3 separate regions of the Homo sapiens genome follow, and all the other regions are linked to region 3. Evidence: chromatin loops called from intact Hi-C (ENCODE). Cell type or tissue: PC-9. All regions are shown on one strand.

Region 1 (2,500 bases), 67 kb before region 3:
TCCTTTTATCACTGACGAAATCTCATATAGCACTTTATTATTCCCAAGGGTATAGAACCAAATTACTTGTCGCTCCAATAACCCAACCAGTTGGAAAAACTGATACCATACTTAACAGATAAATAATCTTTTAAAATAACCCCATTACAAGACAGAAAAGGAACAAATATTCAAAATTAAAAACTCGTGCTTCATGTACACTGTCATGAAAATTGAAAGAAAACTCACAGAATGGGAGAATATATTTACAAAAATCATTTATCCCATAAGGGGCTTGTATGCAGAATATATAAACAACTCATAATTAAATAATAAAAAGACAAATAACCTAGTTTAAAAATAGGCAAAGAAATTGAATAGGCATTTCTTGAAAGAAAATATATGAATGGTCAAAAAGCATTTGAAAGATTCTTATTAGTCATCAGAGAAATCGAAATCAAAACCACAGTGAAATCTAAGTTCAGCTCTCTAGGATAGCTAGACTCAAAAAGTGAGATAATAGCAAGTGTGTGTGAGGGACATGGAGAAACTGTATCCCTCATATATCACTGGTGGGAGTGTCAAGGGGTGCAGATATTTTGGTAGTTCGTCAGATGGTGAAACATACAGTTACCACATGACTCAGTAATTCCTCAAGAGAGAGAAAAACATGTATCTACACAAAAATTTGTACATGAACGTTTATAATAGGGGTCCCCAATCCCTGGGCTGCAGGCCAGTAAAGGTCATTTGTGGCCGGTTAGGAACCCAACTGCATGGCAGGAGGTGAGACCTGGGTGAGCTCTGCCTCCTATCAGATCAGTGCTGGCATTAGATTCTCATAGGAGAGTGAGGCCTATTGTGAACTGTGCCTGCGAGGGATCTAGGTTGCCTGCTCCTTATGAGAATCTAACTAATGCCTGATGATCTGAAGTGGAACAGGTTCATCCTGAAACCCTTCCCTCCTCACCAATTTTTTCATGGAAAAATAGTCTTCCATAAAACTGGTCTCTGGTGCCAAAAAGGTTGGGGACCGCTGGTTTATAACATTATTCATAATAGTGAAAAGGTACCTATCAACTAATATTTGGATAAGCAAAATGTGGTCTATCCATACAATAAAATGTTATTTGGCCCTAAAGGGAAATGAAGTATTGATGCATGCTTTCAGATGGATGAACCTCGAAAACCGCATCTGAGTAAAAGAAGTCAATCACCAAAGGGGCCACGTATTACACAATTTCATTTGTATGAAAGGCCCAGAGTAGGCAAATTAATAGAGACAGAAAATAATTAGTGGTGTTTCAGTATTAATGGTTGTGGGGTATACTGGGAATGATACCTAAAGGATGTGATGTTTATTTTTAAGGTGATGAAAATGCTTTAAATTTTTTTGTGGTGATCGTTGCACAGATCTGTGAATATACTAAAGTTCCATTGAATTGTATAGTTTAAATGAGTTGTCTGTATGGTATGTGAATTGTATCTTTATGACTTTTTTTTTTCTTTTTTGAGACAAGGTCTCACCCTTTCACCCAGGCTGGAGGATAGTGGCATGATTAGAGTTCACTGCAGTTTTGACTTCCCAGGCTCAAGTGATCCTCCCACCTCAGCCCCCAAGTAGCTAAGACTACAGGCGCATGACACCATGCCCAACTAATTTTTGTAGAGGTGGGGTTTTGCCATGTTGCAAAGACTGGTTTTGAACTCCTGGGCTCAAACAATCCTCCCGCCTCGGCCTCTCAACTTGCTGGGATTACAGGTGTGAGCAACCATGCCTGGCCTGAAGTTGTTTTTAAAAAATAAAAATAAATACTTCCCAAACACAAAGCACCATAAGGCACTATAAGAAATCAAAATGTTATATAGTTCCATCCTTCATATTTGGCCATCTAAACTTCTAAGAAGATTAGAAAAGTAGGGCAAAGTCAAGGCATCAATTTTCACACTGTAAAAGTGTCAGGCCTGTGAGTTAAATCTGTAGTCTTTGCAATTCCCTGCCTGGAGGAAACTTAGAGATAAACATCTTAAAGGATACCTTCAAAATGACTACAGATTGCTTTAAGTCTAATGCATAGATGTGCAAAGGAGTTCATGGCATGAAAACGAAAGCATATATAAATCGAATCAAATAAATAATGAGAAACTTGAAGATAAAAAGAGAGCCAAGAATGGAAAGTGGCCAGTCAATGCTGGCCTGGAAAAGACTACTTTTAAAATGGGAGGACAGAAGCACAAATGAATGAATGGACAATTACGTGCACTGATTAATAAAACAAAGCCGTGGCCATGCATCGCCTCAGCACTGAAAAGCGTCATTGGAATTCCTGAAAAGATGGATTTGTAAGCATTCAAGAGGATGGAATTCAGATGAAGAGGCCTGAGGTACACTTTCCTGGTAAAGGAACAGAGGCATTGACAATAGCCAGCTTATCTTTACAGCTCAATTGTAATAGAGAAAGTACTGTCACCAGCAAGCTGATAAAGCCCAGCAGAAGCTACATGATTGATTTCTACCAAA
Region 2 (2,500 bases), 280 kb after region 3:
ATCAATGCGAGGGACTGCTTTCATTATCTTTGCATCCCTGCAATGCTTAATGCCCAGCCTGGGATGGAGAAGGCATTCAATCATATTTGATGAGCTACACTGCCTGAAAGATGTGTGGCTTTAATTAAGGGTGTGTAGGGAAGAAGGTAGGAGTCTTAGGCAGTGGGTTGGTGGGAGAATGGTGGTTGAGGTGAGAACTGTTTAAGTAAAGGCCGGATGATTATACACAGAAGTTTAGAAGTTGTTTTCTCGAAGATCTCAGTCAACTGGAAAGACTAAAAAAGAAGCTTTTTTGTTGTTGTTGTTGTTGAAGAAAGAAATTCTAAATTTCTGAAGCTCAACCCTGCTTGTGATGTCTCATTTTATGTGAAAATTTGACTGGGCTAAGGGATGTCCAGATAGCTGGTAAAATATTATTTCTCAGTGTGTCTGTGAGGGTGTTCGTGGAAGAGATTAGCATTTGAGTCAGTAGACTAAGTAAAGAAGATCCACCCACCCTCATCAATGTGGTTGTGTACCTTCCAATCCCTTGAAGGTCAAAATTGAGCAAAAAGGTGGAGGAAGCATGAATTTTCACTTTCTCCTCTAGAGTTGAGACATCAATCCCCCTGCCCTCAAACATCAGACTCCAGACTTAAGCCAGTGACCCCTCCACTGCTGGTTCTCAGGCCTTTGGACTTGGACTGAATTATACCACTAGCTTTCCTGGTTCTGCAGCTTGCAGATGGCATATCATAGGACTTCTTGTGTGAGACAATTTTTATAATAAATTTCCTCATCTCTCTCTCTCTCTGTATATATATACTTATATATATATATATCAAGTACATATATCAAGTATATATATATATATACTTGATCTCTATCTATCTATCTATCTATCTATCTATCTATCTATCTATCTATCTATGTATCTATCTATCTATCTATCTCCTATGCTTTTGTTTCTTTGGAGAGCCTTAACTAATACACTGCTGATCATAGGAAAATATTGTATAAGCTCAGAAACCAAAGGCATGTCTAAAGAGTGATGTGAGTGAAAGAAATACTTCAAGGAGTGTTGAGACATAGAGTAAACCACAGAAGTGTCAGGACAATGACTACTGCCTTAAACAGTTTGCATGCGAAGCTGGGTCCCCTCATTGTTCTATAGAGCAAGGCAAGGCTTTCAAGGTAGTGGGTCCAGAATGCAGGTAATGCAGGGATCATTTCTTCCTAGGCAATGGCACCAGGTGACTCACTCCATAGCCCTCTCTGGTATTCCCTGGAGGAACAAAAACATGCTGCATCTGTGTAGAATTTCCATCCACAGTATTTCAGTTGAACCACTGTCAAGGTTAGAGGGAGCGCTGGCCTGCTTTCTCTGTAGCTCGTCTCAATAGGAGCTAGTGTGCTCAACTGGTGCCAAAAAATGAATTCGTGATGTAGATGACTAAAATAAAGCTGCTTGTGAAAAGCTAGTTTATACGCTGAGACAGAAACATAGTCTTAGCTGCAATTGTATTGACAGGGAAAAAATAAACAACAGAATAAATCATCAAATAACACTTGCTCCTTCTTTCTTCTCTACCCAGCTTTCCTTCTCTTTCATGCTCAACCCATGAACTCTTTGTGAGTAGTTTATTTTACCAAAGAAGTTGTTTGATCAACTTGGAGTAGATCAGCTGAAAATAAATGGATTTGATCGGGAGATGAGTGTCAAGAACTCTTTAATTTGAAAAAAGGAGGTTGGGGTGGTATTCACCATGGGGAGGGAGGAAAGACGTCATAATTTTGAGATATTCACTTGGCTTCCATTTCAAATAAAGTTAGTCCGTCATTCTCACACCAGTTGAAGGTTAAAAATCACTCCAGATTTTTTGCTGCTTACCAAATATAGCCTAGATATGTCAGCTGAAGGCAAAATAGGGTCAGATCTTCTTACAGGTTCTTTCCCTCTAGGAGATTATGAAGGAGAAATCTATTTTGTAACTCTCTAAGTAAGGCAAAGGACACATGATACCGATCTACTAAAACAGGCAATTTTAAATCTGAAAGGAAAATAGCTATAAGTTCTCCACCCTAATGTGTGGGATTATTTCATCCTTTGTCATGATACAAATATCTATGATATTAGAGAGGGAAGCTTGGTCTGAGATGTTATTCTCTTATCAAAATATGGCTCATCATCATTGAATCATAAGTTGATAAAATGCGATCTAAATAGTTGTTAGTAATCAGAATTTGGTTTTCCTTTGGCTTAGTTTTTCCTATCTGGTTTTGGTTTTATGGTCACCTTTCCAGCTATGAGCAAATGCTTAAAAAAAAAGATTAAGAAAATAAAAACACTATTGTGAAATATTGTTCAGTCTTCTAAATATACAGATTGTTCAGGAAATTGAGACTGAAGTTTGATATTATGCTAGAGACATATGCATTAAATACCAAAGCAGCACACAGACATAAAATGAACACATTTCATTCCTGAATGCCTGTTAAAGAAAAAAAAAATGATGATTCC
Region 3 (2,500 bases):
CACAGAATCACCACCACCAAAAAACTAAATGCAATAATATTAATGCTCAAGACCGGCTTCATTTCATCACAAATTTAACCTTCCAGTGAGCAGGCAAAGGCATAGTATACTGTCGGGTGTTCTCAGTTGATCTGTTCTGCAATTGAGATGTTTACAAAACAAAATAAAATGTTATTAAGACTCCTGCCACTGCAACTGTAAGATAACTTGAACCTCCAAATAAGAAAAAGATTTCCCAAACAGATGAAACTTACTCTTTTTGGGGGCTAGAAAACTTGGAATATGTGTACTAGGGAAAGAATTTTTCACAATGCTCTAATTCAATTTTTTATAAAAACACCATTGATGAAGTGAAAGCTTGTTAAGTCAAGGCTCTGAAATAAAATGGCTTCATCTGGGGAACATGTTGACTCTTTCAGATCAGCTCTGTGATTTGGTGCAAGTCACCCCATCATTTTCCTCATTTGTAAGCAGGTATAACACTAGTACCCACACCTCACAGTTTGCTGTGACTATTTAATTAGGTCACAGATTTTCACTGAAAGTCCCCGCCAATAAAAATTAGCTATTATTAATTTTGAAAAGACTCTCCTTGTGCTAGGATACCATGTTCTTGTCATTTCTTCTTTCTTTTGTTCCTTCCTTCTCAGCCTCCTTTCCTAACTTTCTTTCCCCAAACATCAAGTGTTGAGAGAGTTCTTTGGTTATAAACATCCTGGGTCCTCTTCCCGTCTCACTCTATTCTTTCTCAAAGGGATCTAATCTACTCCCATGATTTTAATAAGCACCTAGAAGATAGAATTCCCAAATGTTTGTTTCTAATTCAGATCCGAATACACACCTGCTAACTCAACATCACATGGATGTCTCAGAGGAGCCTAAATTTCACTCATCATGACTAAAAACTCAACTTACCATCATTGTCATCCAACATAAATGTGGCCTATATCAGTAGGTGGTTCAACAACCACCCAGTTATGCAACCTGAAATCCAGAGGGACATTCCCGAAACCTTCTCCTACTAACTTTCCAGTATGTAACCCACTTCTTACTGTTGTCATTTCACCTCTAAAATAGCTTTCATACATCTCCTTGTCCCCAGTTACTTTCACCCTCCTTATCTAAAGCCACTAACTGCCAGCCCCAAAACTGGTTTGCCCAGGTAGTCTGGCCTCCTATCCATGCATGATATGCATCTAGAATGACATTTAAAATACAAATATGATATCACTCTCCCACTTACGTTTCTATTGCTTATCACTGCCCTTAGGCTAGGGAGTAAAATACTGTGAGTCATTTATAAAGCTGCACACGTGGCCTCTACCTCCAGGGTCCACTGTGCTCCAAACATACTGGACTTTCTTCCACTAAAATGCCAGGCTCTTCCCTCCCCGACCAAGAAAACCTTCATTCATTCCCATATTCCATTCCCTTTTCTGGAATATTTGTAAGTTTTTTTCCCTTCCCACCATTGTGTCCCCTTTTTCTTCCTCATGACGTAGGTCTCTACCTAACACTTCTTGCAGAAGACATTTGTTGATTTCCTGGACAAGTTCAGATCCATTAATGATGCCCTTGTGAAGCACTTTTGCATCGCAATCCCCAATACACTTGTAATTACTTCTATGTCTGTTTTTCATGAAAGATAATAGGGACATACACACAGGAATCATCTCTGACTTGTTTACAGCTACATCCGTTCATCTTATCAAACACCATGCATGTCACGTGTGAGCCAACCATGAGACTGATAAATATTTGCTGAATTAATTAACATAAAAATGGTTCTGATTTTAGTCCTTCACTCGAAAATTGCTCACAATTGGTGGAGAAATGCACATAAAATTCTAATCAAGGCAAACTGTGTTAACTTCTTATGGGGAATATGTGTAAAGGCTATTCAATCCTAAGAAAAGGAAACCAAATAGGTTCTGGAAGGGGAACATCTGCATGAGAAAGGCCTATATAAGGAAGGGTTGTTTCTGGTGCTGGGATATGAAGTCTGGCAAGACTTCAAAAAGTAAAGGGTAAGAAGTATTCCAGAGAGAGGGAAAAGTTTGGGCAAAGACATGATTAGTGTCAGGTATATACAGAGCCGGGTGAACAGAAAACTGTGCCTGCTGGTGGGTAGCAAAGTTCAAAATTCCAAGTTGTGGAAAGCTTTCATTATCAAAATTAAACTGTCAAGCAGAACCACAGAAGGTTTCATCATTGGAAGAATGACATAATTGGAGATGGTGAAAATTTGTTAATATGTTAGAAGGAGGGTGTGGAGATCAATTAGTAGGCTATTTCAAATATTTCAGACAGACGTAAAGAGGAAAGGAGTAGAAATAATTCTGCATTAGAATGGACAGCACTGCTCAAATGGGGAAGGGATACGACATTGACTAAAAGGAAAACTCAAACAGGGTAAGAATGAGGGAAGGATGGGAGATGATTAGTTCTATTTTAGAAACCTTAAGTTTTATATGCTCCCATGATGTTGCACAAGTGGTTA

What was found. Hi-C counts contacts between places; a loop is a spot of excess contacts. Peaks named below come from ENCODE experiments on the same cell type or tissue, not always from the same donor. Only the 100,000 strongest peaks of a DNase experiment are listed, where the experiment ranks them.
Region 1: it touches region 3 in a loop (5-fold over the local background); 42 of 110 quality-filtered maps call a loop at or near these places.
Region 2: it touches region 3 in a loop (11-fold over the local background); 87 of 110 quality-filtered maps call a loop at or near these places.

Annotation. Positions count from the first base shown.
Region 1 is chr11:100,927,577-100,930,076 of GRCh38, reverse strand. All of the region lies in intron 6 of ARHGAP42 (Rho GTPase activating protein 42), which reads right to left. Among named protein-coding and RNA genes, the nearest start is that of SNORD13I, 5.4 kb to the left of the region's middle. In PC-9, no CTCF peak of the experiment used is centred here; a DNase peak (open chromatin) is centred at 1,476; H3K27ac peaks cover 1,069 bases.
Region 2 is chr11:100,577,890-100,580,389 of GRCh38, reverse strand. No RefSeq gene overlaps it. Among named protein-coding and RNA genes, the nearest start is that of ARHGAP42, 110 kb to the left of the region's middle. In PC-9, no CTCF peak of the experiment used is centred here; a DNase peak (open chromatin) is centred at 1,169.
Region 3 is chr11:100,860,150-100,862,649 of GRCh38, reverse strand. All of the region lies in intron 4 of ARHGAP42 (Rho GTPase activating protein 42), which reads right to left. Among named protein-coding and RNA genes, the nearest start is that of SNORD13I, 73 kb to the left of the region's middle. In PC-9, no CTCF peak of the experiment used is centred here; a DNase peak (open chromatin) is centred at 1,219; H3K27ac peaks cover 1,785 bases.